7 separate regions of the Mus musculus genome follow, and regions 1, 2, 3, 4, 5 and 6 are each linked to region 7. A link is a loop called in an ENCODE intact Hi-C map of the cell type or tissue named here. Cell type or tissue: left cerebral cortex. All regions are shown on one strand.

Region 1 (4,000 bases), 64 kb after region 7:
ATAACAATTGACCCTCAGCTCTGTAAGCCACCAAAGGGAGAGACAGATAACCTGATCTCACTGAAGGAATTATCTAGATATCAAAGAAAGGCATTATGCTATTATTTGTGTTTGATGACTATATCAGATTTTAAGTAACTGAGATTTATTTGCTATTTGCCACTGTGCTAGATATTTTCATAACAGAATTTCATAAATTATTTTATCCTTTCGAGTAATTTCAAAATTCCTATCTTTTAGCAATATTGTTTCACAGGTTAGGAAACAGGTGCGTGTGGATGGTAAATAACTGGGCTAAAGCCATGTGGTTTCCATGCAGTGAACCTGTGACTCAGATGCATACTAAACTCTAAAGTCTAAATTTTTAATAACTTTAAAACACAAATAGGGCATGGGAGAACCTAGAGTTAGGAGATGAAGGGATTCAGCCTTAGGATACATGTCTTAAAAGTCAAGTAAGTGCGATGTCACTGGTATTCAGTTGTCTCATTTGAATGACACCCAGTTATCTTTACTGATGTTCAGCTAGCTTTCATCTTAGCCAACAGTGAGATCATTTTTCCTCTCCTGGAAACATCTCTTCAAATTTATCATTTGTGCCAGGATGGAAACAGATGACACCCTATCATTTTGCTTCACAACTAAAACTACCAGAATGTGTACGCTTGGTTGAGTGAAGCATACAGCTGTAGTGTGGCATTGAGCTTCAAGATATGCAGTAGATATGGGAAAATGAGCCCTGAATGAATGAGATAATATAAATATAGTCTGTGGGAAGAACAGAGCATTAGGCAGCACACAGTAGGTCTGCCAGCAAAGCACTATATGACTCAGAGTGTTTAGTCTTAGTTTTCTAAGCTGAGAAATGTTATTGATGTCCTCCAGAGTCCTTACAGAATAAAGGGGAGGTCAGACATTAAGTGCCTGTGACTCTGCGTCCTTCATTTCTGCTCTGCAATCTATACATACGATTCAGATGGCCTCATATACCTGGCATATAAAGTAAAACTAGGTAGATATTTCTTCAGTTGTTGTGACAAAGAGTTGGTAACTCTGATGAACTGTCCGTGGCTATCTGAATAACAAATCTGGCCATATCTGAGTGGTATCTCATCAGCTCATTGCCTCAAGCCATGCCTGATCTCCTCCAAGTTCTTGTGAGCTGGAATCAACTTCTTCCTTGTGGACTTTCTTGTCTTTTGGAGTGGGAGAACTCAAGAGAAGTCACACAGAGATCAACTGTCAATATGGTTTTCTGCATGACAGATATGCTGTCTAAGACCCCTAAAGCAGGCATGTTTAAAGGGAGAGAACCCTGGAGAGAGAGACAAAATCACTAAGTGGAGATGAACACACAATACCCTTCATCCACACCCTGTCTCAGGGAGCATGAGCTTTTCAGAAACTGTCTCCTCTGTGACATCTTTTGCAGGCCAGACAGGGTGTAGACTCTGGGAGCCAACTCTCCCCAGGTGCAATCTACAGGAGAAAACCAACATGGTAACAGGCAATACTAGTCTTAGGCCCAGTCCCTGAGCTCCATTAAAACACAAGTCCAGGTCCACCAGTGGTCACTGTCCACTAGCTCCACCTCCTGGTTCTGCTAGGGATGAACAGGGTGAGCTATCTTCCCTTTCCAGGGTATGGTACCTCATTAATAGCTCTGATTGCCAAGCCCTTGGCAGTTTGTTTAGTTCTGTTGAATCTCACTCATGTACAAAGTGTGGGAGGGGAAAGGATGAATGAGCTTGTTCTAAATTCGGCAGGTAAACTAAAGATGTGTACCATGCCACTCCACCATAATGAATATTTTTCCGTCAGCTTAACTGGCATTTCCAATCCGACTCCCTTCAGTGTGGGGTGTTTGCTGTTAAACACACATGTGTGTCGCCCACACACAGTAACACTGAGGATTCTTTGCACATCCCACACCTGTGAGCAGACAGATTGCTGGTGGCAACCTCTTGCATCCACAGCTACTTTCCTAGGACCTGGTTCTCCAGAGCAAAGGCCGGAGAATGAGGGCAGCACAGTTGTTCAATCCTAAGGGTATTATCTCTTCCCAGTTTGCAGTTTTCATCTCAGGTGAGTCTACAAATCTTTCTATGGGTCTCAGCAAAGTTGGGCTTCTCCCGGGAAAGCCATCAAGGTGCATCCAGATCCAGGCATCTGAAGGACTTAAAACATCCCCAGTGCCCAATCTGCATCTTCTCCCAGAGACAGAGACCCCTGGGAAACATCTAATAGAGCAAATGAGACAGTGTCTATTAGCTTCGGGTTCTCTCATTGCCAGGCATTCTGGAAATATTCACATGCTGTCCCTGAGCCTCGGTCTTTTCATCTACAAAATGGGGAGAGCAACTGTGCCTCCTCTGCCTACCTCAGCACTGCAGCCTGCTCCCCGCTTCAAGGCTATACCATTCTAGTAAAAGAAAGGTAGGTCTTACAGACATCCTTACTACTCCACCCTGACTAAACTCTATTTCCTGCTCTGTTCCTACATCTTTGTGCTCACTGCTAGTTACATATTAATCCTGTTCCTTGGGAGCAGTCTTCCCTCTATGATTGGCAGTATCTAGCACATCACCGTGCCCTAAGCTTGCAGGGGTAGGTGAGAGCCTGTTTACATTCATATCACTCACACTCCTTGAGCATTTCCGTGTACCAGAGAGGACACTTGGGTGTCCCTGGTATCAAAGGCAGCCCTAGGGGATGAGGCAAAAGAGCAGATGACAAGGCCCTGGTACATGTTCTCACTCTGCAAAGCATGGGGAACAGTGTCCAGTGTCAGGGATCCTGGGGAGGCTTCACAGAGGAAGGAGGCACAGCAGGCATTGGAGGGAAAGGGGAGTGTGGTGGTGGTGGTGAACGTGGGAAGCTTGTCCGACAGGAGAACTTGTAAATACAAAAGTATGGGAGAAAACAGGAGCTTGGTTTGCTACAGGCACCATGTGAGGCATATGCACAGGAAGCATACTTGGAGAGGCAGAGACTTGCTTGGCATCTCCTGCCCAATGGACTGCAGTGGGCAGGTCAGCATCCCTAGGTACTGACTTCAGAACCCTGTCCAATGGACTGCAGTGGGAAGGTCAGCATCCCTAGGGTCTGACTTCAGAACCCTGGTTCTTTCCACTTGGGTGGGCAGCAGTGCTCTCGGACAAATTGCTGCACTGAAGCAGAAGCCATGCGACCGTGGCCAGAAATCTATTCAGCTGGAGAAGGGATTCACTTAGGGCCTGGGGGCCCTTCTGAAAGACAATCAGGTGCACCTTACGGGAAGGAACAGAGTCCCAGGAAGTCTTGAGGGTTGTCATCCCTCACCAAGTCACTAACAGTGATTCTGCCTACATGGTGAGTAGGCTTATGGGAAAGAGGCTTCCCTTCCCCTCTCACAGGCTAAACTGCCGAGGCTCCCTCCCTCCTCCCTCCCCCTCCCCTCCCCCCTCTCTTTCTCCAATCTCTTAAGGCTAAACACTACTCAGGAGAGGTGGGGCTGTCAGTTGAGGTGAGGGAGGAAGTATGACCCAGAAGCTACAGAGAAGGGGTTTGGAAACACTGTCCCCTCCCTACTTCAAGTGAGCCTAGCTTTAGGGGCTCTGACACTCTTGGGGCACTCTGATCCTTTTATCTGGATATTTACAGAACAGTCTGTGGAGCTGATTTGACTTGTGATATTATAAAAGAGCAGAAATTATACTGTCAGCATTTCAGATCCCAAGCAACTCCTAACTGTTGGCTCCCCAAGGCATTCCTGGCAGCAGCTGGCAGGTGAGAGTGAGAAACTGGAGGAGGTGCTAGATGGCAGAGAGACTCCAGACCAGAGCACACACAGTAGCAGACCAGACCCTCAGTTCTCAGGGGCTCCTCTGAGCAAAGTCAGAAAACCTAGGAAGGGGAAGTGAAAGAGAAAAGCAACATGGATGGATATCTTCTATTCCATATTACCTATTCCATCCTGTGACAGGGGCACATTGGCCTGATTCTACAGCTAAGGAAACGG
Region 2 (4,000 bases), 130 kb after region 7:
TCCCTACTTAGTACCCCATATTCATTATGCTTCAACATGTAGTAGCTTTTCCCAGAGATGCTAAGGGAATGCAGGCTGAGAGCATGACATCACAAAGCTCTGAGTTAGAGCCCAGAATCTTCTACCGACTGGCTGCCAAGCTTGGGATAAGTTTTTAAAGTTTTGCAAGTCTCATGTATGAAAACATTTAGAGCAATGTCTCCTTGGATGTGTGGATATGAAGATCAAAATGTGAACAATGCAAGCAGAGATGCTAGCATGACATTTGATATCTACTAAATGATAAAACAAATGACAAAACTATATTGCTCATTGCACTTAGTTTTATTTTTGCAGGAGATGTGTGTGCGTGTGTGTGCATGTGTATGTGTGTGTGTGTGTGTGTGTGTGTGTGTGTGTGCATATGTGTTAAGGAGTTGAGATCAAGTACAGGGATGTCAGTCCAGTCCAGTCCAAGGAACTGTATGAGAAGGGTATATGGAGTGTCCAGGAGCAAGGTAAGTATTCCTTGACAGATGGTGGGGGTAGGATTGGGACAGAGGCATGGAGGGGTGAAAGGGTTTCAGTGGAGAGGGATATCCACAGGCCCTGTGCTGGCTTGATTTGGGAAACACAGAAGTATTTCAGACAGGAAGACTTGCTTTTAATTATCTTAGAGACCATTGTGCAAAATGGGCTATGATGTTTGGATGGGGATTGATTGACACAGTGCCATAGGTCCTGATGGCACGGCATAAATCTCTTACAACATATAGATGGGCAAGATGGATAGCTCAAGCCAGGCTAATTACAGAAGAGTTTCTCCTCAGAGAGATACCATGTGAATATTCTCCAGAGGCTCTGCCTCCCAGATCCCTGAAGTCAGCCTCCCAACCTCTCCTCCCCACTCCCCTCCCCCATCTTAATGTCTTCATTGTCCAAGAGCTGAGAATTAATCACAGAATGGAATTCTGGGATTCCTTGTTGCTGCTGGAGTTCTGCTAATGTTCTGAAGGACAAACTCCTGAGGACCCAAGGCCACTTTGCACCATTTCACAGGTAGGAACACAGAAGCCACCTTGGGCAGAAACTTGAATAATGTGACACAGCAAGGTGCTAATGGACTCTGGCTCACCTGGCTGCCATTCCTGCTGAGAAAGTAAAACTCCATTACAACCCTTTTCTTCTTGCTAGTGCTTGGCTCTCAACACCTAAGCAAACTCTGAGCTTTGATTTCTTGATTTGAAAAGTGACATCTTTTTCGCCCTTCTTCCCTTCCTTCCTTCCTTCCTTCCTTCCTTCCTTCCTTCCTTCATTTGTTCTTCTCCCTCTCCCTCTCCCTCTCCCTCTCCCTCTCCCTCTCCCCCCCCTCTCTCCTTCCTGATTTCAGTACAGAAAATTTTGCATTCTGGAACCTTCTATGGTTTCCAGAAGCCCTACCTATAGCTGGATGACCCAGCCTTGCTTGTTCAGCACCAACACTCATCCTATTAGAAATCCCTCATCTTGCAGAGATCCCGCCCTCATTCTCAGAGGAGAAAAAAGATACACACACACACACACACACACACAAAACACACCACACAACACACAACACACCACAGACAAACACACACACACAATGAGAAATCATTAAAATAGTCCACATTCTACCAAAGGGAGCCATCATAAGCTTTGTATATATAAGAGCAGTTTTATAAATATTACATCATCATACTCATAAAAATAATGCTGTGAGCTAGAGGTGAATACATATGTGGAAATGGACACTTGACCTTAGTAACTACATTTCCTTAAATCCACACAAAGGGTTAAAGATAAAACTCAGCCCTGGAATTCCATTGCTCATGCATTCTCTTTAATACACTGATACCTCACAAAGAATAATCAGAGTTTGGATATGGCACAGCCAGGAAGAGCCCTCTTCTCATGCAGGTGGCTCCCAAGCTCCTGAGATGATGACATGGCTTCTGCCCAGGCAGCTTGCTCAGTATCCATGGCTAGGCTATACAGACCATGCAGCAAAGGTACCTCCAGTCCATTTGGTCCAGCTACCAGGCCCTGCCTGGACCTCAGAGCACTATTGATTGGTTCTAAAGACTGACAACATCTGGGGAAGGTCTTCTTGCTACAGCACTCCATGGGGAAAGACAGAAAGGTAAGAACAGGCCCTTGATTGAGGGGATTAACTCTCTTCCAAGGAACCTCCATGAGTCCTTCTCGTGATAACAATGATGGCATTAATCCCTGCCCTCTGCTCCACTGGTTTCCTTACTCCCTCATTAGGCTCCGTTTCCCTGCTGTTGTTGCTAAATCCCATTGTTTAGGGAACATATTCAAAGATTCAAAGTTTCCAGACAGAGACATCTACTGGCAGGAGATGGAAAAAGGTGGTACCTCTGATGCTGGCCAGAGCTCTGTGCCAAGAAAGAAAATGGAACCCATTTCTCTCCAAACTTCAGACCCCCTGGCAGATGACAGGCTGACATACGAGGGCTGTGCCTGCAAATATTTCCAGTTTCCAAGGCTGACTGGTCCATCTATCTACAGACCACATTTCTGTGAAACGTATATACTAGGGCAGTTAGAAAAGGCCTTATTCATCACCTCTTCTGTGGTTCGTTTTATGGTTGGGGGAATGGAGGGCAGGGGTTGTACTGAATAATACCTCAAGGTCACACAGGTGACTAAGGAAGAGGTTTGGGTAAGCCCCCAACCTCAGCCTCACAGCACTCTGTAAACGTGCATTGCCCGCTGCTCCGCACAGCTGGGCTAGAAAGTTACTCATGGAAGAAGGAATTCCCTCTTCCATCTTTCTCGTTTCCACAGTAAGAAGCGGTTGGGCTTGGAGCCCATGCACCCCTGGCTAGCATTAGTTGGAAAGGGAAATCTGGAAACATTTTACTTGGTGCATTCCAAACAGACCTAAGAACACTCTTGGGGCCAACAGGGGGGTGTGAGGTAGGACAGAGAAAAGGCAGGATCCAGAGTGTTGCTGTGATTAAAAAAAAAAAAAAAACAATTGACCAAAGCAACTTGAAGAAGGGTTTATTCTGGCTCATGACCTGAGGGTACACGGGAACAGAGGTAGAGGCAGCTGGTCACATTGTATGCACAGTTATAAAGCAGAAGAAGGCAAGTGTGGCTGCCTAGACCCTTTTCTTCCTTCCTTCCTTCCTTCCTTCCTTCCTTCCTTCCTTCCTTCCTTCCTCTCTCTCTTTCTCTCTCTCTCTCTCTCTCTCTCTCTCTCTCTCTCTCTCTCTCTCTCCCTCTTTCTTCATCTGAGCCCTTGGGACAGTGCTATCCACTCTTAGGGTGGGTCTTCCTATTTCGATCTATTCTGGAAAATCCCTTACATAAAAGCCTTGAGATTTGTAGCCAACTTGACAGTCCAGATATATCATCAAAAGAAGAGAAAAGGTGAACTGTCTCTGACTCATCAGCCTGGGTGAAGACAGGAGATCTAAAGTCTTTCTTCTTCATCAATCTGTCTTCCATCCTATGTACCCCATCTAGCCCCTATATGGCAGGAGACTAGAAGAAAGAGCCCATGACCTTTATGCCATGGGTTAATACAGGGTGACCTTGAACAGACCTGACTCTTGCTTCTCAACCTCTGGCATCCCTTTACTAAGCCACTGAAGTCGTAAGTAACAGGTCACATCAGAGGGCTTACAAGATCTGTATCGCAGGGCCTGGACTAGACAAAGAAATGTCACTTGATATGACTATGGGTGAAGACACTGGGACATGTGCCTGCTAAGCTGCTGTAAGAAGAGTAGCTGATGTGCCCCACTTGTGCATCTGGGCAACTCACATAGCAACAGCACCATGTGCCCATGGCCTTTAGTGTGCGTGCTTGCCCTGTATTAGTCTAAGTCCCCTTTTCCTGGGAAAATTTTGGGTTCCCTTTTTACCTGAGAGAATTTTCTACAGCCCCTGGCATATACGTATATAAAATAGGCACACAAATCAAACATTTACTATATTAAATCATATGGAAATAAATTTGAGGAGCTGG
Region 3 (4,000 bases), 120 kb after region 7:
TCCTTTCATAAGAGGGAAAGTGTGTGTGGGAGAGAGTAAAGCCCGCCAGAAGTAGGGAGGAACCATGTAGTGTGAGATCAGAGGACACAGCTGGTAGAGGTAGAGGAGGGAGTCTAAAGGGAGTGGAAGAATGAACAAGACCGAAAATGGTCTGATGTGCTCACACACATGTCCTAAACCCAAAGTCCCCAAGAACCTCTTCAGTGATAACTGAGAGTGAAGAACTTAATTCTCTTTATTTCACATCTTCACTGATTCACACTCAGTAAGATGATATTGACGTGACTATGGCATCATTAGGAGCAACTGCCATTTACAGCCTATGCTCAAATAAGGGCATGAACCAACAGAGACTGCATCCTTAGACTTGAGGGATAGATATGTCTCCAACAAGCTCCTCACAGCAAATGCCCTAGAGGAGCCACCTGCTTGGGTAGAAACCCAGGTTCCTCTATTGTTGGTCATATGACCCTGAGGACACGACAAACCTCCCCAGGCCTGAGTTTATTTACCACACAAGTGGGGGTGACTGGAGATAAGACCAGTGACATAGGATTGCTTAGGTTGTCGATACCCACGAAATGCTGATAACAGCTCCCGACATATAGCAAGAGTATTTGTAAATGTTAGTTGTTATTACTCAAACTCCAGGATGGGGTTTAGGAGCTGGAGAGATGGCTCAGTAGTTAAGAGGGCTGGTTATTCTTCCAGAGAACAGAGGCTCGATTCCCAGCCTCTCAAAACTGTCTATAACTCCAATTCCAGGGACACATAACCTTAGTCATGTGGGCAAAACACTCATATACATGAAAGATAAGATAAAATTTTTAGTATGCCATACTGCAGTAGGTGGTGTCAACTATGTACTTGGTGATTAGGATGCAAAATATAACAAGGAGACAGAATATGCTCAGAGAAAGCATATTCTGGTATGATTATAGAGGTACGAAATCAACAACAGATCATATTAATTAAACCACCACTGTAAGCCCAACACTATATACACTGAGTTTAACAAGATGGCTGCTCTTATCAGGATCATGGAGGTTGAGCCACTGACTTGAAATTACACTGACATGAAGCAGTGTTGGCCAGATGCAAATCTAGCCTGTCTGACATGAATGGCTGATTTCTACTATAGATGCCATTTCTACATAGAGAACTTATCCTCCCATTGAACTGACATGACTGTCCTATCCCCAAATTGGCTTTTCTTCCTCACAGAGTCCTCTTTGTTCACCTTCATAAACTTCACTGTGAATTTAATTGTTTTTTTTTAATTGACGTTTTCTTTTCTCAGACCATAAGCTCTATGAGGGCAGGAGATGGGTATGGTCATCACTCCCCAATTAGCAATTGGCAAGTGGCGAGGCACTCAATAAATTTGGAGGTGGGGAGATAATTAGCTCTCTGAACATAAGTAAGAAGGCTGACATCTTCTGGAGCTCCACAGATAATGTATGAAGGTTAGCAAGGGTGAGGGCCAGCATGTCACATGGAGAAGGCTTACCTATGGGAATAGAACGCATCTGGGGAAAACTGCAGAGAGCTGAGGAAGCTGGGGGAAGCTGACCAAGGGAGAACAGGAGTCAGGAACATGGTAGCATCTTTGGTTACAGGGCCAGTCAAACCACCCCAGCCTCTGGGACAGATGCACAGTGAATGCCATAGCCAAAGTTTTAATTTAATTCTCACGTGAGACTGTGTTCTTGTGCAACTTCAAAAAAAGATCCCCGAGGAGACCCTGGAAGGACAATGAAAAAGCAAATTCGTTTTTCTCTATCATCCCAAAGAAAAGGCATTTTGACTAAGGGCCTCTCTTCGCTCTAGAATTGAGTGTATCTATTAGTGGTCAGTTGACCAACCCTTGTGTCCACGTCCAGGGGTGGGTTAGTGAAGCTTACTCTTGTAGTCAGAGAGGACCAGCACTTTCCAGTTCTCACCATTTTAAGGGTTCCATTTTTCTCTTTGTAATCCCAGATGAACCCTGGATTACATATAAAACACTAACCAGAATCTACTTGGGGAAGAAAGGATTTGTTGTGTCCTTACAATTCCCAGGTCACAATCCATCACTGCAGGAACTCAGGGCTGGAATTCAAGGCAGGAACCTAAAGGCAGGAACCTAAAGGCAGGAACCTAAAGGCTGCTTACTAGCTTGCTTGGATTGCTTCCATTTATAACTCAGGGCCATCAGACTAGGCATAGCACTATCTGAGAGACAGGTTCTCTCACATCAATCATCAATCAAGAAAATGCCCCACAGACCAGCCAACCAATGGAAGCATTTCCTTGGTTGAGATCCCTGCCTCCTAGGTTTCTCTAGTCTGTGTCACATCATTAAAGCCTAGGTAGCATAATAATCAAATCAAATACCACCCTCTATAGCACTGCAGCTCCCTCTTAGCAGGTGGGATGAGATTATTATCTGTACTTGAGGTCAGTGTACACTCATGCCAGCTAACATTCACATTTAACAGTGGGGTACCACACCATGCCAATCATTTTCTAAGTTTAAAGTCACAGAGCCTTCCAGTCTAGTGAAATGTCATACAAAAGTGTTGTAAGCAATGCTTGAGCATACTTTTCTCAACTAAAAGCAGGGGCGGGAGATCTGACGTATCCCCCCTTACCCACCCCTGCTTCCCGTTGGATCTCCCTGCTGCATCCTGGGAGTGCTCTGCCTGAAAGCGACAGTCAAGCATTCCTGTTGGAGCAGAAAGAGACCGGTAGCACTTCCTCCATCCCATTCTAATTGATCAATCTTTCCAGAGGCATTTCTGGCTTATCACTTTTCCTAATCAAAGGTTTCTCCCGTAGATTTCTGCCAATTCTCACTATTTCTAAGCTCCTTTATTTGGATGTGTGGGGAGCCAGGGCTGCTTGGCATCTTAAGCATTTTCAGAGGATAGAATGAGAGAAAGTGCAGCATGGTGCCTGGAATGGAATAAACTCTCAATAAATGTTAGTTGTCATTATTTTCTCAGAATGTATTCTGCTTAGGTAATAGGGCAACTTTAGCATATTTAAAAAAAAAAAAAGAAAAATGGCTGAATGGTGAAATGGCTGGGTCTGGCTGGGCAATTCCAACTCTGGGATTGATAAAGTATGATTTTTTTTAAAGCTTTGGTTCTTTTCCACCAAAGGGCTTGTCTCTGTTCTTACCTCCTGCTACTCTGCTTATTGTGGAATCAAAAAGGTGTTATTTCCCCTTTAATTTGTGACAAGTCTCCTGAGTCTCTCTGCCTGACCGGTAAACCTTCCTTTCCAGAAACCTGATGTACCAAATTATACCTATGATACAAAGCTCAAAGGTCAGTTCTTGTTTTTAACCTCTCTCTCTCTCACTCTCTCTCAATCTCTCTCTCTCTCTCCCTCTCTCTCTCTCTCTCTCTCTCTCTCTCTCTCTCTCTCTGTGTGTGTGTGTGGTGTATACTTGTGTGTGTATCTGTGTATCCATGTGTGGCCATACACATATATGAGCATGCCTATGCATACCTATAGCAAGCAAGAGGACAATTTCAGTTGTCGTTTCTCAGAAATACCATCCATTTTCATTTTGATGCAGGGTCTCTCACTGGCCTGGAGTTTGCTCATTAGCTCCAGGGCTCCTCCCATCTCAAGTACTGAGATTACAATTGTGCTCCACCATAAGTGTCCTCTTTGTGTGTGGGTTCTGATGATCAAACTCAGATCTTCATGATCACAAGACAAACACATCGCTGAATGAGCTGTGTTCACAAGCCTCTTCCTTCCTTCTTAGTTATTACTGTGGTTGCTAAATAACTGAATGGAGATTTTTGTCTTATATGGGCCACAGAATGTACACTCAGTCTTATTCCCCACACTTACAATGTTCTTTCTGCCAATAACAATATCAATAAAACCCTGGCATGTATCAGACACACAATAAGAAGTAACTACCACCTTGTGCTGTGATTGTGGATATCAATGCTTTTCATATTTATTGAGCTTCTGTAATTCACCACTCCAGACTATA
Region 4 (4,000 bases), 330 kb after region 7:
ACAAACAGAAGGCCACCAGCACACCACTTCTACTGAAGAGTGAACACAAGAGCAAACTGAAAGCCAAGTACTCACTGTGGTGAAGTCTTGATGCCCACACTCCTGCCCCTTGAACTTGCAGTAGAGCATCATATCCTTCAGGTCATGGCCTACCCGGTGCAGGAACTCCAGCATGCTGAACTGCTTCGGTTTGTAGTGTTTGAAGTTGGCCTTCTGTCGGAGGGCCTCCAGCACGGTGGGGTCCGCCAGATGCGGGTCAGGAATCTGCAAGTTGACATCCAACAGGGCCAGCAACTCCCCAGCGTGGTACAAGTCGTTGGTGGTAAGCCTGGAGAACCGGAAGCCATTGAGGTTGCAGAGGGTCACAGCTGGGAAGACCAGGCTCTGGGCCACCACTTCATCCACCTTGGTAACATGCTGATATGAGAAATAGTAGGATACTCTCTCCGAGCTCTCCACCAGCAGCAGGCCCAGAGATCCCACGAAGGCCACTGCCCAAAGCACACGCCGGATGGTCAGCGGCCCATACACGAAGATGTGGCGGATGCCATGGAGAGTAGAGGTGTTGGCGAAGATCTGGATGCTGGAAGGTTGCAGGCTGCCCTCGCTGGGGCTCTCCTTGAGGTCCATCGGGACCCTGTGCAGTTCTGCAACTGGCTTCAGGTTGATCAGATCTCAGGGAAGAGTTCCCAGTGCTCTGAATTCTGCTTAAACCTTGGCATTCAAGGCAGAGATCGCCAGGCAAGCATCAGGCCAGACACTGGGAGTTTATCCTGAGAGCCTGGCCACACGCTGACAGGGGTGAGTGTTTATATAAAACCCATTCAAACTCTAGCTCCTGATTTTTTCCAGGCGATAAGGAGGGCTGGTTTTATTTAGGGAGACACCAAGGTGATGTGGAAGGGATGTGGGTGGGAAGGGAGCGCTTAGCCAATGGAAATAAAGTCCTCCCCCCTACACACGCCACTAGAGACAAGATTAAAAGCGAGAGCGAGGGAGAAAATGCTTAAAACAAGTCGCTGAGCAGCTCGGATCCTGTTAACCAGCGCATAATGCCCCGTGTTAAGCATGGGGGGATGTCAGCTCAGCCACGCTGATGCAGTGCGGTGGGGCGCCGCGGCGCAGCATCCTAGCAGCCAACACGCTTAGCTTCTTCCCGGGATGTATGGGACCCTGGCCGCTGCTTCTCGCTGCCCGCCTCCATCCTCCCTTTCTCTTCTTTTCCGGCCTCCCTTTAGGGACAGAATTCCAATTGCGGGCTGCGGCTGCTGTTGCCGAGGGAGAGGACGCTGCGCTCCGCCTCCGAGAGAAGCAAGGATGCGGGGGTTTCTGTGGGCTCCTTGCTTCCAGCCTCCGGAGAAAGAGGAAGACCGTTGGGCTCAAAACGAGCCCTTCTCCCTGGCCTGCCTCTGGCAAGGCTGTTAGAAGGAGGAGAGGCTTGTGCAGGGGAGCAGGACCGATAGGGGTTGGGGACATGGAGAAAGTTTTTAGCCTTTTTTAAAAAATCTGCTGGGGGTCTTCTACTCCACGTAATGAGCTACTCCCAGAGGAAGGAGAACTTAACCCCCTATCCCCATGGATGGCAGGAAAGTGGATACTTAACTGCATGTGGCCAGTGAGATGCTGGCAAGGGGTTTTGCACCAATGTGGGCTCCAGGGTCACATCCATGAGGGGTCTCTATGGGAGAGATGATGAAAACGAAGGGAGCAATTTTAAAACCACGGGTCTCCCTCTGCAGGCTAGAGGGGGACACTTCAGAGTAGAGAGAAGCCCTTCTAGAGATAGAAAAATCAGTGTGCCCATAGGAACCCGAGAGAGAGAGAGAGAGAGAGAGAGAGAGAGAGAGAGAGAGAGAGAGAGAGAGCGCAACAAGTATCCCACCCCCACCCCCATATGTCTGCCAGGACTTTTTGTGTTTAACAAAGGAAGACAGCTGGGTGCCCTGTAGGACTGGTTTAATTCCATTCCTTTCAAGGTGTGTGTGTGTGTGTGTGTGTGTGTGTGTGTGTGTGTGTGTGTGTTCTGTCCCAGGATTTGCCAGATGGAATCACAGCTGGAGCTGTAGGTAGGAGAGAGAATGGGCTCTCTCTGTGTCTTCCACCTCCCTCTTCCTGAAAATCCCTTGTAAGTCAGGTCCCTGCTGGCTGATAGGTGTGGCTTGCTTGCCTGCCCCTTGCCAAGGATCAAGTGGCTGGCATCAGGGATAAATTCTCATCATAGTGAAAGGAATTAAAAGTTAGAGTAGCCAACTTGAGCCACTTGGCCAAGCTGGGACAGAGCCACATGGAGGCAAGTGTCTTGGAGAGCGAAGCTGGCATCTTCAGGGGATGCCAGGCTTAAAAAGGTGGAGAAAAGGGTGGCTTGGATCATCCTCTTCTAGGTTGATGGCCATTCTGCAATGATGTTATGACCCATCCAGCCTCCTGCTAAGCCAGATCCACTGAGACAGTTCCCAGAAAGCAGTCCGAGGTGACATGCGTGTGGAGCATGACCTCAGTAGTTTATCAGTCAGGAATGTTAAGACATGACAGAAGGCAAATGACCAAGACTGGATGGGAGGAGCTTTGTGCCTTTGCTAACCCAGAGTCCTGGTCTCAACAGGGCATAGGCTTGTAAACCAGGAGGACCAAAACCAAGTCGCCTCGAGAAGTGAATACTCTTGGTTTTATTGCCATCCAACAGATGAGAAAACTCAGGCCTGCCACAATGAACTGCTGTGTCCTAATCACAGGACCAGTGAAGTGAGAGCTGAGACGTCATCCTGGGTATGTCCACCTCTGAAGCAGGGTTTTAAAAGCAGGCCCAAATTTCCCCATCCCAAATTTAGGAAAGTGTTTCTACCCCCCTGCCCCTGCGCTATGTCTCCATATGTCACACAGAGACCACTTCCTCACATGTATAGATGCCCTGCCTTCTTTCTCTTGGTCAGACGACAACCCTTGTTGCTCTTACAATCTAGGCTTCTCATACGGAAGACTCCCTGATTCTTTTCACCAACCTTTGGCTCATCAGTCTAATTAATAAGCATTAAACTCCCCTTTAACTCTGCTACAGATACTACGTTGGCTTGGGGGAAACAAGGAGAATAAAATTCACATCCCACCATTGATCAACCTCATAGCTCAGGGAAGCGAAGGCTGTGCAGATGCACAGCTCTGTGCAACAGCTCTGATCTCATCAAATCTCATCTGTGTCCAGCTGGATACAATGGCTATAATTCCTGCCACATTCTGCCCCCTCCCCACCAACCATTACCTGTGCTAGGCTCTGTCACCTCCCCTCTTCTTCTCCTGGAGTCAGTTTCTCTCTGTTCAGACACATTTTTTCATGTGTGCAGACCCTACAGTAGATCTCATCACCCCACCCCAATATGTGCCCATTCATGCCTCTTTCACCCCATATCAGATTGGCAGTCACAAGCACGACGGGGCACATGGTGTATACTCATGCAGACCTGGGAGTTTGTGTCCCCCATCTGTTCTGCCTCCTTCTGCTCTGTGACCTTGGAGGAAGTGCCTAATGGGCTCTGAACTTTCATATCCCCTCTTCCACAGTAGTGGAGTTTTGGAATGGCAAAGGAATGAGATAAAGCTATGATGCGTTTATACAAGCTAGACACTTAGCAGTCAGCCACTCTCAGTCAATGCTGGGAGAAGGTGCTTTGTCGATGTTTGCTATTCTCTTTCAGGTGACTGGGGAACCATTTAAAGCTCACCAGGGTCTTATTTGCCTCAGGTACTGCATACCTGGAAGCCAAAGTCAAACATAATGCTGCCTTCTCTTCTGCTTCCTTTGCATGGCCCAAAGATGATCTCAGGGTCTCCTTAACTCTTGCAAACAGGGTAGGCACTATAGGATGGGTGGAAGACCAGAGGATAAAGGTACTTATTGTGGCTTTCATTGCAAGTCATTGGACTCTGTGCTGGGCTTTCTTGTGGATTTGTCATATGTCAAGAGCACCACTGAACCCATTTCACAGAAGAAACTGAGAAGGGCTAC
Region 5 (4,000 bases), 540 kb after region 7:
GACCCTCTCTCTCCCCCATCAGAGCCTCACGTACTGATAGTCCCCAAACTAGGGAATATGTCTGCCTTGATCAGAGGAGCAGAAACGCATAGACCACGATGTGGCATGTGATGAGTGGTGTGCAAAGCCCCTGCCATCAGAACCTGACCCGATCAGTTCAAGCACTGGACTTTCACACAGAACTGTGCTTGGCAAAAGCCTCCGATGGCTACACAGAAGTGTTTACATCAACGCTGACTGGCTTAGCCTTCTGCCTTCACTGCCCCCTTTCCTTGGGGCTTTGGGCACACTATTGAACCTCTCTATACCTCCATTTTCTCATTCATCAAATAGACATGATGATTAAGACATATGCCTCCTCAGAACCAAATACATAACTAGGGCAAAGCCTTCTTTTATGGTTTTCTTTCTCAGATTGGAGAAAGCAGGCACAAATCAGTCTTTAGCTTGCTGGCTACCTACAGTAAGCTCATGAGACACTGTCCTGTTCTCTATCCCCTCTGGGCACTCATGAGATAATGAGGCATCAGTGGCCTGTGCTGCACAACATGGCTTCCCTCTTGCATTTTCTGGTCTCACTGAACGTGGGGACCTCTACCTTACAATTTGGTCATGACTAAACCTGAGAGAAAATCTTTACACTGTTCCCTGTGTGCACTTCTCCTAGATAAACAGGCCAGCACAGGAAGAGAGAATAAGGTTAACCGAGACAGAATGGTTTGGGGCCTCTAAAGCTCTTTTGTGCTGGCTGTTCAACTACAGCCACCATTGCTACCATTTGTATCCCAGGAGTGACTCAGGCTGAGGAAGCCAGCCCATCTTTCTCCTCCATGACCTCTCTTGCCTTTTGTCCCTCTCTTTTGCCAGGAATTCTTAAGCCAGCGGCCCTACTTCCAAGCCTCTTAGAATAACAAGACTCTCCAGAGCCTTGAACATCTTATTCCACAATTGGTAAGCTGAAGTTGAGTTGGAGACAGAAGGAACTTTCTTGGCCAGCTGCAGGCCTATAGCAAGACTGATACCTAAGCTGCCAGCTGCAAACCTAGAGCCACTTCTGTGATGCACTGCAGATCTAGGGCCATACCAGGCCCTGTCCACTGGCTATGCATTGGTCTCTGCCAGGTGCCAAGGATGTGTCCCCATCACACGACCAAGAGAAAAGTCTGTGATCTCAAGACACATGCCAACAGACCTCGCCACACCTGGGGCCTAGGGCAGAAGTTCCAGACTCATGGATGTTTCAGATGATTCTGTACTGCTATGCCTTACCCTGTGGATGCCCACTGCTATAACCATGTCGAGAAGTTCTTCATGCCCTTAAAGCCTTTTTTGGTGGTCTTGGTTCTGTAGCCAGATCCTAAATATGAGTAATTCCTGCTTTATGTCAGCAGGAAGATAGCTCTTCAGAGCTGAAGAGCTGTCAGCTCAGCAACACCACCTCTTCCCAGGAAACTGTCACACAGATAGTCACATGAGTAGAAAACCACGTGGGTAGAAAAGCCTTACTCACTGTGATGGCTCTTCCTGGTTGTCAACTTGACTACATCTGGAGTGAACTACAGTCCAGAAATGGAGGGCACACATGTGATCCAGATCTTGAGACTGGAAGACATGGGATTCTGACCTGGATCTTGACATGGGGTGACACAAGCTTTTGATCCAGATCTTGAGGTATAGTGGTCATGAAAAACTTAAGCCCAGTCAAGGTAGTATAAACCTCTAATCACAGGAGACTAAGGCAAGCAGACCTGTGAGTTCAAGGCCAGCCCAGGACAGAACAAGTCCCAAATCCAAGCTTGATGGTGCACACCTTGAATCTGGGCCATACCTTCTGCTGGAGGCCTACCTAAGGACAATGGAAGAAGGAAGACTCTTCTTTGCCTGTTTCCACTTACTTGCCAGCACATCTGTTGGAACCTACTTCTTCAGGATCCCAGCTTATACAGAAGACCAGCTGAAACTACTAGGATTGTAGAACTGAGCAACTAGATTCTTGGACTTTCCTCACAGCTGCCCATTGTTTGGTTAGTTAGACTGCAGACTGTAAGCCATTACAATAAATTTCCTTAATATATAGACATTCCATAAGTTCTGTGACTCTAGGGAACCCTTACTAATACACTGTCCTGTGTAAGCTTTGCCTCAGAACATAGATGCCAGATGGCCTGGAGCCTGAGGCTGGGGAGATAATGTCAAAGTCTCCACATTCTTGTAGTACAGAAGTGCCCAGGAGAGGCTTGGCAACTTCCCACAAGTGCCCTGCCCTCTAGTGGCTGCAGTCTCTTCACATCCTGGCATTCATCAGCTACCAGGTAGATTTTTGCTGAGTCACACAGCAGAGAAACAGCTGCCTCTAGAGGTCCCCCTTTCCCACACACCACGTTGGTGAGCCAGGCAGAGAGAAAGAGTGAGTGAACCGGTTCCAGGGGTCTTCTAATTGCAGCTCTCCACCATCAGCAGCATCCAATGCTCTTTAGCCGGTGAGCTCTGTGCCTACCTCAGGCAAAGGTCCCAGACACCGTGCCACACCCGGACCAAAGCCTCACCCTCCAGGACCTTCGCTCTACTGCTCATACTTAGAGCCTGCAAGACTATTCAAGGTAGCAATTTTGCTCTCCTCTCAGCCTTACCATCTACACTCTGGAATAACTTGACTGTTTTTCATACAAAACACATCATGCCTTCGGTGATACTGCATTTGAATTCTCAGTGGTTTGGGTTGTATTTTGAATACTAATAATCTATTTTTATTGTGTCTTTATGGTGCTGGACTTTCAACATTGTGGTTTGTGCATGCTGAACAAATGTTCAGCCATCAAATTGCACCCTCAGCTCCACTGATTTTATTTATTTATTTTTCTTTCATGTGCACTGGTGTTTTGCCTGCATATGCCTGTGTGATGGTGTTGGATCCTCTGGAACTGGAGTTACAGACAGTTGTGAGCTGCCATGTGAATGCTGGGAATCGAACCTGAGTCCTCTGGAAGAGCATGTGGTGCTCTTAACCACTAAACCATCTCTACAAGCCTCCCAGCCCTGATTTTTTTTTTTAAGCAAAGTCTAAAGAAAGTTGGTTCTTGACCACATGAACCCCAGGCCCTGCCTGCCCTTTGTAACCTGAGTAGGTTTCTATCCAGCTTGCAGGGTTGAACTGTGTCCCTGCAGGAAAGGTAGAAGGACACTGTGTCCCAGGGATTGGCCTACATTATGAGGGTGAGATTTCGAAGCAGGCAAATAGGAGGATGGGCACAATAGGAGGACCCCTGGTGGTTTGCAGAAACTGCATTTTCTTCAGGGATAGCTCTTGGCCATTAGAGGGTCAGGAGGGTCGTGGAATATGGAGGAAGGAAAATGATCTTCAGAGTCTAACTGTTGGCTGGCTTGGGCTCTTGTGAGTGCCCAGAACAGTGCCTCTAATGCCTACTTCTCTGGCTTACGATCCTTGCTTCATACCAGGCTTCTGCCATCTGCTACTCCTTTCCCTAGAGCCTCCCACTTATGCCCAAAGGCTCTTTCCTGGGTCTGCTACACACCTCTAAGCCTTTTCATGCCTTCCCCTGGCCTGGCTCTTTGGCCCTAACATTCTGTGTCCTTCTCCAACCCCGATCACTTACTTCATTTATAAAACAAGGTTGGCAACATCTTACAGGCAAATGAACACAAAGATCCCTTCCAGCTAACAATAGGCTAGCATTGCCACTCCCAAGTACTTTGGGCAGGGCAGGCAAGAAGAAGGGCTCTCATCTCAATGTGAACCCTGCTCTGGGACAGTTGGTTATTCTACAGTGGCTCCTTTGGCTACTAAAGACCATTGCACAGCCGGGATCAAAACTTATCCTATACAGTGGTTCCCACAGCACCAGCTCAACTTTCCAGCCCGTGTTCCCACCCCAGTGCCAATCAAGTCTGAATTCTGAAATCGTCATGGAGTCCAAGAAACAGAGGCAGCGGGAGTTGAAGATTCCATATTTTAAACAGATAAAGAACCATAACATAGCTT
Region 6 (4,000 bases), 550 kb after region 7:
AGAACTCTCTCCTGCCTCACCCTGTACTGAGCTTTTATCAGAAGGCCCGGGGTGCTTTCCCAGACCATGGAGAAGAGGTGGGAGTCCCAGGGAAAAGGAACTCATACCCAATGGCCACATGGAAAACTCCTTTTCTCACCTCTCCTGGGAGGAGGGGGGCGTATTCGAGGTATGTTTGGGTGCCTAGTGGCCTTGGGAACTTCCCCAAGTGCAGAAGCAGATACCAATCTTTACGTTCTTGACAAAATACGTGGGAGCTGTCCTGGCTGAGTGGAAAGTCAAAAAAGGTGAGAGAGAGAGAGGAAGTGGCCCGTACACAGCTTGTCTAACCCACATCATTCCATTCAAAGCAGCTACAGGCCTTGGAGAAGGACAGAGCAGAGAAGGTACAATCTGCATCAAATGGAGCTTGTGTCTGGGTTCTGGCTCTGCCAATCAGCCATTGCACAAACTTCTCTAAGCTGCACATCCCTACAAAATGGAACTAGTAACACATCTCAAATCCGGGTGGTAAGAATGAAATGCAGAGCTGGGGAGATGGCTCAGTCAGCAAAGTACCTGCTACACAAGTGTGAGGACCAGAGTTTGATTCCCAGAACCCGCATACAGAGCAGGGGTAGTGGAATGATCTTGTAACCCCAGAGCTGGAGAGGCTGACCGGCTGATCCCTGGAGCTGCCTGGTTTGCCCGCTGAGCCTAGTTGGAGACCTCCAGGCCAGGGAGAGAACTTATCTCAAAAAGCAAAGTCGTTCACATGCACATAGACACATGTATGCACACCTACATACATGTACACACACACACACACACACATACACACACATACCACAGGTTGATCCTGTCTGTCTAACGTTTGGCCAACACATTTGCTATTAGTTTTATTTCTTTGTTCCCCAGCCCTTTCACAGCTTACTCTGATCCAGACCCTTGCTTGGTTACCCTTGGGACAATTGCCAATGGGGGCAAAGCCTGACCTGAGCCATCTTGCTTCAACCTATAGACAAGCCATGGAGAGCCATCCAACACAACAACGGCTCATTCAAGACAGATCTGTCATGTGGGGGGCACAGGAGAATGTTGGGGACACCCAGGGACTTCAGAGGACCCTTTCCAGACAGTGTTCTATAAGTACCATGTCCTGCAGGCTGCTGTGAAGACAGCACGTCAGGCAGGGGAAGGAGTCTGGAAAAGCCAAGTACAGAGGAACACCCTTCACTCAGCATCATGGAGAAAGCTAGAGCATGGGATGTAGATGCAGATGGGGTTGTGCAGCCAGATAAAAACAGTATATGCAGTGGGCAGTACTTGGGATAAGCAGCTCATAGGAGGCCCTCAAGAAAAAGCAGCTAAGCTTTCTGGCATTGGCATCATGGGGCCTATACACAGTGGGTTGGCTATGCTAACCTATGTTGACCTTAGCCTGTGCAACTGAAAAACCTTCAGTGTTTGTTGCCAACTGAGTGTAACTACTAGATAGTTAGAACTCTTCCCAAATAGTCAAGCTTCAGTCATCCATTTTGCTCTCCTATATCCACCATCTCATCCTTACTGTAACATCGACCTGACCACCTTCCCAGCCAACTCCCTCTGTGCCCAATCTGCTCATTTCAAACACCCTTCCTCCAATAAAAGTCATTTGCCAACCCCTGCGGGCAAATCTCAGCCTCCTTTAAGCCCCTGTGCCTGGATGGCAATCGGAAGTCCTTGTCTTCCCGCATCTCTCCACTGAGGCTCGCTCCGTGCTACCGTGGCATGTCTGAGCTGAATGAGCTTTTCAAGACCTTTGGCAGTGATGACTCTTGGCACTCCTGAGGGAGCTTTGTCGAAACTGGGAATATCTTGGCTCCATTTCAGAGTCAGAATCAAAACTCAAGTGCCTGTACTTGTGAGGAGAAAACTCCAGGCAATTGTCAAAGCACCAAGAGATAAAATCTCCACAGTATGGAGGGTGGGAGGGTGACTTTCACGAGGAGGGAAGTCTTGGGCTTGATGCTATATTGAGAATGGGGGTGGCATAGGAGGCAGAGACTCGAGCCCTGGGTATCTAAGAATAAGATCAGCTCATGATCTTTACACAGCTGGACCCATGCCAGTCAGACCCCTACTGCTTCCTGCCACCCACAAAGTCATTAAAATTACTACCCCATTGCTGCCTCTCTATGTCCTTGTCTTTGGAGGCTGATGTGTTCTGGTCCTTTACCCCCGGGGTCTTGGGAAAGGGGAGATGTGAGTATATAAAAACTGGCCAAATGCAAGTATAGACCCTTTAGACTCGGGCAGTGAAGAAGGGGCCACATAGCTGCCCTGGAAATTTCTGGTTCTTCCCCTGTTCTGGGAGCTGTCCCTCAACAACTAGCTCCCCATCTTCCCCCTCACTGTGACCACAGTATTTCCCAAACAGAAAAGAGGAACTCATTAGTACTTTGTTATGCCTTACCTTCCTGGGCTCTCTCAGCACCTGGAAAGAAGTGACCAAAAGTAGGATTTATCATCCAGCAACTTCATATTACACATGGGTACCCCAACATGGCTGTCGAGGCCCAGGGACTAGGACCATGTGATAGGTCAATAAAGCCTCTGTGGAAATGAGCAAGCAGAAATGATCGTGGATTGGCAAACAAGAGGTGACCTCGGGATACGCACTGTTATCATTCACACAAGCAAGCCTTCTTTCTGTGGCGTGTAGTTAGGAGCCCTTGTCACTCATCTTTCATTTTCTAGGGACCACTGAATGAGGACGGGGATCAGGTGGCTGGCAGCCAGGGTGGAGTCATCCTAAGATGCTGTCCAGAGGCATTCAGCCCAGCCCTGTCTACCACCTGCTACTGAGTTACAGGTCAGGTGGTCCTTCCATAGCAGGCCACGGCCAGCCCCTTGGCATGTGTTGAGCATGGCAGAGCTGCAGAGATGACTTGATCCATCTCCAGAGTGAAATTCTCTATGTATTCCTTCAGGGAGAGGAAGAGGAACAGTGACTAGAGCCAGACATAGACACATCAGATCCTAGTTCTACCGCTTCATCCTGGACAGGTAATACAGGCTTTCTGAGCTGTGTTTCCTCTTGGACCAAGCACAACTCTCTTTAGTACTGTCAAAATAAACTTCCTAAGCCTTAGCCTAATTGTGGGTTGTTGGGAGGGCTCCCTGTGATAGGAGCTGGCTTGAGAGGAAAGGAAAGAATCTCCAGGAGAAGTACTAGGGGGAACCAAGTGAATCTCAGGGGGACTCCCAGATTATGCAGAGGTAGATCTTGGGGAGTGGTTTAAATATAGGACGGGCTCCAGAAGAGACGGTGTCCTGGTGGGGAGGGCTGCAGAAGTCACTGGATCCACCCCTAAAACTGGGTCCCCTTTGCTCCAGATCTGGGACTGCTCTGAGAGGTCCACGGGTGACACCAAGATGTGTCACTGTCTCCCAAACAGGGCTCTACTACCCAGTCTCTTTTGCTACTAGCCTGGTCTACAGACACCCAGGTGTCCTTAATGATGTGTCTTTAACGATGTGGTCACAGTGTCCTTCTGGGTCCTTGATATCTGCCCCAGACACAGTTGCCTGAGGTAAGCCTATGTCTATTCACAGTAAAGATGCCCAGCACCCACACACCACAGAATCCTGAGCCCTGAGCCCTGGCTTCTTTACTTCCTGTTCCTGTGGTTTTTTAGCTGCTTTGTTCTTTTACAGGAGACTTTCCTGTCTACTGCTTAGTTACAGCACAAAGGACACGGAAGTGTCTCTCACTACAATAGAAGCAGGCAGAGGTTGTCACAATAGTGACCATCACTGGTTCTTTCAAGTGCTTCTGAGCCTGAAAGGCCAGCCCGCTGTGCTCAGGGTGAAAGTACAAATGTCTTGGCCGCACTTACAAAGTGTGAAGTGACGGCCCTGCTCACTGAAGTCCTTCTCTTCAGATGTCAGGCCTTCTGCTTCTCCTGCTCAGAACCTTCCCCTGGCTTCACATGACCAACTCTGCACAGGCTGTGCCACCCCGAGCTCCTGGAGA
Region 7 (4,000 bases):
TCTCTCTCTCACACACACACTCAGGAATGAGACATCCTACAGGGCATGGTCCTTGTCCACAGCTCCTCTGCTGGGGTGGCCACCCTCCCCTGCTTACTGGCTCTTTCAGCATGGGACATGGTGCTGCGTACCTGTAACCCCAGCACTCAGGGGACCAAGACAGGAGTGTCCTAGGATACATGGCAAGATTGTTTCAAGACAACAACAACAACAACCACACATACACACCCTCACAACCACTACCACCAATAACAGCACAACAAACTGTTGGCTGGTGTCTTAGTCAGGGTTTCTATTCCTGCACAAACATCATGACCAAGAAGCAGTTGGGGAGAAAAAGGTTTATTCAGCTTACATTTTCCACATTGCTGTTCATCACCAAAGGAAGTCAGGACTGGAACTCAAGCAGGTCAGGAAGCAGGAGCTGATGCAGAGGCCATGGAGGGATGTTACTTAATGGCTTGTTTCCACTGGCTTGCTCAGCCTGCTTTCTTATAGAACCAAGACTACCAGCCCAGAGATGGTTCCACCCACAAGGGGACCTCCTCCCCTTGATCACTAATTGAGAAAATGCCTTACAGCTGGATCTCATGGAGGCATTTCCTCAACTGAAGCTCCTTTCTCTGTGGTAACTCCAGCTGTGTCAAGTTGACACAAAACTAGCCAGTATAGCTGGTTTATCAGGAGTTGGCCAAAACCTAATTTTCATATCTTAGATTCACTTTTTTTGTTTTTTGTTTTTTTTTTTTGTTTGTTTTTTTTTTTTTTTTTTTTTTTTTTTGAGACAGGGTTTCTCTGTGTAGCCCTGTCTGTCCAGGAACTCACTTTGTAGACCAGGCTGGCCTTGAACTCAGAAATCTGCCTGCCTATGCCTCCCGAGTGCTGGAATTAAAGGCGTGCGCCATCATGCCCGGCTTTAGATTCACATTTTAAAAATAAATAAATAAAAAACCCCTTAAATCCCATTATCCACAGGATGACTTGCCTCAGAAAGATTTTTGACTATTTCTGAAAATCAGATTCACCTCCTGGGGATAAACACGTTTTACCACTGAGGTAATTCAAGATCCTATTTCTTGTCTGCGTGGTTTTCCCGCTCAGCAGACAGCCTGGGATTACAAGACGCATGTGCGAGGCACACGGGTCTGTGGTGAAATTCTGGCCTTTTGCCCTTTCGGCTGTGCTGCACTGGTCAAGGAGCTCAACCTCTCTGAGCCTCCACATCCTCATGTGAGATGGGAAACATGCCCTAAGCTCACAGAGTGAGATCCCGCATGGTATCTAGATGGATGGGAAATGCTGGTGGGATGCTAGCCTCTCTCTTCCTCCATCCTTCTCAGCCCCACTAAACTGGGGCTCTCCCGTAGGATGGATATCTAGGTTGCTCTGACTTACCTCGCTCCTTAAATCATTGTGCTCTTGTTCTTCTTTTCCTTATTCATGTATGGACATTTTAAACTTAGGGCTATGCATTGCTCTCTAGGCCCCAAATTTCTAGTGTGGCACTTAGCACAGAGTAGGTGCCTCAGTACATACATGCGCATGCACACGCGTGTACACGTACACACACACACACACACACACACACACAATGCTTCAGTGAGCCCAAGATGAGTGGACTCCAAACCCCGTCTAACAGCTGTCTGAGGAACAATCTAGCCGTATAGAGGCTATGCAGTAAGAAGCATGCCATTCTCAGGGTAATAAGTAACTACTGGCAGTCATTTTTGTAAACACATTTGGCTTCCCAGGGTGTCTTTGAGCCTCTTATGAATTGTGTTAAGTTCTGATGTTCCTTTAAATAAATAAATAAGTAAGTAAGTAAATAAGTAAATAAATAAATAAATAAATAAATAAATCGCTTCTGCTCAGGCTGCGATTCTGCAGATGTCCTCTAGATGGCGGTGTTCAACACAGAGACTGCCTCTAAGCCGGTGAAAACTCAAAATAAAGGGCGGTGGGATAGAGGGGAATCGCTTTTTATTATCAATGCATTAAGAATGAATTTATCATCCTGGCTCAGCAAATGTCTAGTTATTCGGTAAGAAGCTTTATCCCCAGCTAACGCGCAGCTTAATCAGTTCGCTTAGATACAAAGCCAGCTCAGGCTTTTGTCTCGTGTTCGGAATGAATAACCCTTCCGTGGTGTCTGTGGTCTCAAAGCTTCATACTGACAGGGCAGAGACACTTGGTTTCTCTCCAGGATCCTAGAGCCGAGGCCCTGGGAAGGTGGAGGGGGAAAAGCAGGTGCATCAAGTCCAGCCTCCTGCGGTGACAGATGATCTGTCAAGGTGGCTTATATGGAGTAACAGCATCGTCAGAAAGCAGCTATGAAGTCACCCCTTTCCTGCGCGGCAGGTGCTGCTCATTTGCCTTCATATTCCACTCACTCATCCCACATAGTTCTGTGTGGCCTGAACTCTTATCACCTTGGTATCAAAAGTGAACACTGAGATCTAGGGATGAGTTGCATGCACTACAGAGTGGCTGGTGACGGTTGAGGTGGAGGCTTATGTGAGCCATACATCTGCTTCTTTGGTGGAGGTCTACCAGTAGGCTGACAACATGTGTTCTGACTCTCCCCTAACTCGGGAAATATTGATGTCCATCTTGGTATAGCCAGGATCCCCAGCACACAGAGCAACCAAGGGAATCAGGACAAGTCTCTTGCAAGCCTCCACACTCTTGGGTGAGTGGCAGATGCTGCTGCAGAGAAATGGTAGGTTGTTTTTGATTTTTGTTTTTTTCCTATAAGGTTTAAACCCATTGAGGCCTGAGAACAGATCTATACTCCATCAGTTTCTTGGGTAAGTTATTTTATATTCTGGAGTATTAGTGGATTCCATAAGCAGGTACAGCCGAACTAGTGGAGGCCCAAGGAGACATGAGCTTTCAGGAGTCAGAGAGTCAGAGACAGGTGACAAACTGGTCCTCAAAGCCAAGAATCAAGGGATCCTCTGAGCAGGCCAGAAAAAAAGGCCTGGTAAGCAGAAAGACCTTAACAGTGAGGAATCTTCGCACCAGGTGACCAGAACTTAACGTGTAAAATCTGCCATGCTACTTGGCTTGAGCCAAGTTATTTAACCTCTCTGAGGCTGAGTATAGTCATCTGTGAAATGGGTACTGAGTGCGGGGCTTGGCACGCTCTAGGCATGCAAAGAGAGTAAAGAGGGCGACTACAGAAGTATAGTGGGGAACAAGGTTCCTAAAGAAAATGGAAGCCATTTCAATTAGGTGACTCCTTAATTGTCATAGAAGAGGTCTCAGACACTGGGACATGGGATGACAGGGTGGGAAGGGAAAGAGGGTAGGGAGGGTAGCTGTTTAGCTGAAGGGAGTGGGATGAGGCTCTAGACTCCCTTTGGGCCTAATTAACCGAAGAACTGTGCTAGCATTAAAAAAATGATAAAGATGATAAATGAAGATATGACAGAAAACCACAGCACCCAGGCTTGTGAGGAGGCCCAATAACAGAGTTCAGCCCTGGTTGGCATGGGTTTCAATCACCCTAAGTGACACTGGGGACGTGGTCCTCTCATGTCTTGGCATCCCTCCTGGCCGACAGCTGTGCGTGTTCCCTGTTTTGCCCTCCCTTGCTGTCCAGTCTCGTGCGCCAGCCTAGTGGCCTCCCATGAACTTAGCGCCACACCAGGAATTATCCTCAGATCTTCTCTCTTCTTCACGGCCTGTATCCCATCCAATGGTGGATGTGCCTTCACGGTAAATCTTGACTCTATCCTGTCTCCCCATTGCCTGTCCACTCCAGGCACCTGCCTCTCCCCAGCAGATTCTGGGGAAGCCCTCTTTCAGCTCCAGGCTTCTTAGCCTTCTTTCCACCCCCCCCCCCAAGCAGGACTCTTCCCCGACATCCTGGCTGTACATACTTGGTAGGCTCTTTGCCGACATTTCTTTCCCTCACAATCTGCTCTCACCCTTTTCGTCCACTTAACAAGGTCTTACGCTGAGCAGAGTTTTCAGCCTTGATGAAACTCAATCCATT

What was found. A loop is a pair of places that touch in the nucleus more often than their neighbours do. Peaks named below come from ENCODE experiments on the same cell type or tissue, not always from the same donor. Only the 100,000 strongest peaks of a DNase experiment are listed, where the experiment ranks them.
Region 1: it touches region 7 in a loop (2.4-fold over the local background); 2 of 42 quality-filtered maps call a loop at or near these places.
Region 2: it touches region 7 in a loop (15-fold over the local background); 10 of 42 quality-filtered maps call a loop at or near these places.
Region 3: a loop joins it to region 7, with 2.1 times the contacts of the local background. A loop is called at or near these places in 10 of 42 quality-filtered maps.
Region 4: it touches region 7 in a loop (4-fold over the local background); 15 of 42 quality-filtered maps call a loop at or near these places.
Region 5: a loop joins it to region 7, with 10 times the contacts of the local background. A loop is called at or near these places in 18 of 42 quality-filtered maps.
Region 6: a loop joins it to region 7, with 6 times the contacts of the local background. A loop is called at or near these places in 17 of 42 quality-filtered maps.

What each region holds. Positions count from the first base shown.
Region 1 is chr11:81,696,618-81,700,617 of GRCm38, forward strand. It overlaps a transcript of Asic2 not described here. Among named protein-coding and RNA genes, the nearest start is that of Gm11418, 110 kb to the left of the region's middle. In left cerebral cortex, a CTCF peak has its summit at 1,609 (motif pointing left); DNase peaks (open chromatin) are centred at 629 and 1,857.
Region 2 is chr11:81,762,669-81,766,668 of GRCm38, forward strand. It overlaps a transcript of Asic2 not described here. Among named protein-coding and RNA genes, the nearest start is that of 5530401A14Rik, 96 kb to the right of the region's middle. In left cerebral cortex, a CTCF peak has its summit at 2,341 (motif pointing left); a DNase peak (open chromatin) is centred at 2,367.
Region 3 is chr11:81,753,081-81,757,080 of GRCm38, forward strand. It overlaps a transcript of Asic2 not described here. Among named protein-coding and RNA genes, the nearest start is that of 5530401A14Rik, 110 kb to the right of the region's middle. In left cerebral cortex, no CTCF peak of the experiment used is centred here; no DNase peak of the experiment used is centred here.
Region 4 is chr11:81,967,555-81,971,554 of GRCm38, forward strand. Gm11419 (a long non-coding RNA gene) reads left to right here and starts at 671. Exons shown (of 6, transcript XR_003949730.1): 1 at 671-801; 2 at 1,239-4,000. It also overlaps a transcript of Asic2 not described here. In left cerebral cortex, a CTCF peak has its summit at 1,716 (motif pointing left); DNase peaks (open chromatin) are centred at 188, 971 and 2,100; H3K4me3 peaks cover 2,037 bases; H3K27ac peaks cover 1,705 bases.
Region 5 is chr11:82,172,703-82,176,702 of GRCm38, forward strand. It overlaps Ccl1 (chemokine (C-C motif) ligand 1), which reads right to left. Exons shown (of 3, transcript NM_011329.3): 3 at 3,964-4,000. Among named protein-coding and RNA genes, the nearest start is that of Ccl1, 5.1 kb to the right of the region's middle. In left cerebral cortex, a CTCF peak has its summit at 2,295 (motif pointing left); a DNase peak (open chromatin) is centred at 2,288.
Region 6 is chr11:82,179,804-82,183,803 of GRCm38, forward strand. It overlaps Ccl1 (chemokine (C-C motif) ligand 1), which reads right to left and starts at 9. Exons shown (of 3, transcript NM_011329.3): 1 at 1-9. In left cerebral cortex, no CTCF peak of the experiment used is centred here; a DNase peak (open chromatin) is centred at 1,940.
Region 7 is chr11:81,632,998-81,636,997 of GRCm38, forward strand. It overlaps a transcript of Asic2 not described here. Among named protein-coding and RNA genes, the nearest start is that of Gm11418, 48 kb to the left of the region's middle. In left cerebral cortex, a CTCF peak has its summit at 1,898 (motif pointing right); DNase peaks (open chromatin) are centred at 1,962 and 2,318; H3K4me3 peaks cover 425 bases; H3K27ac peaks cover 205 bases.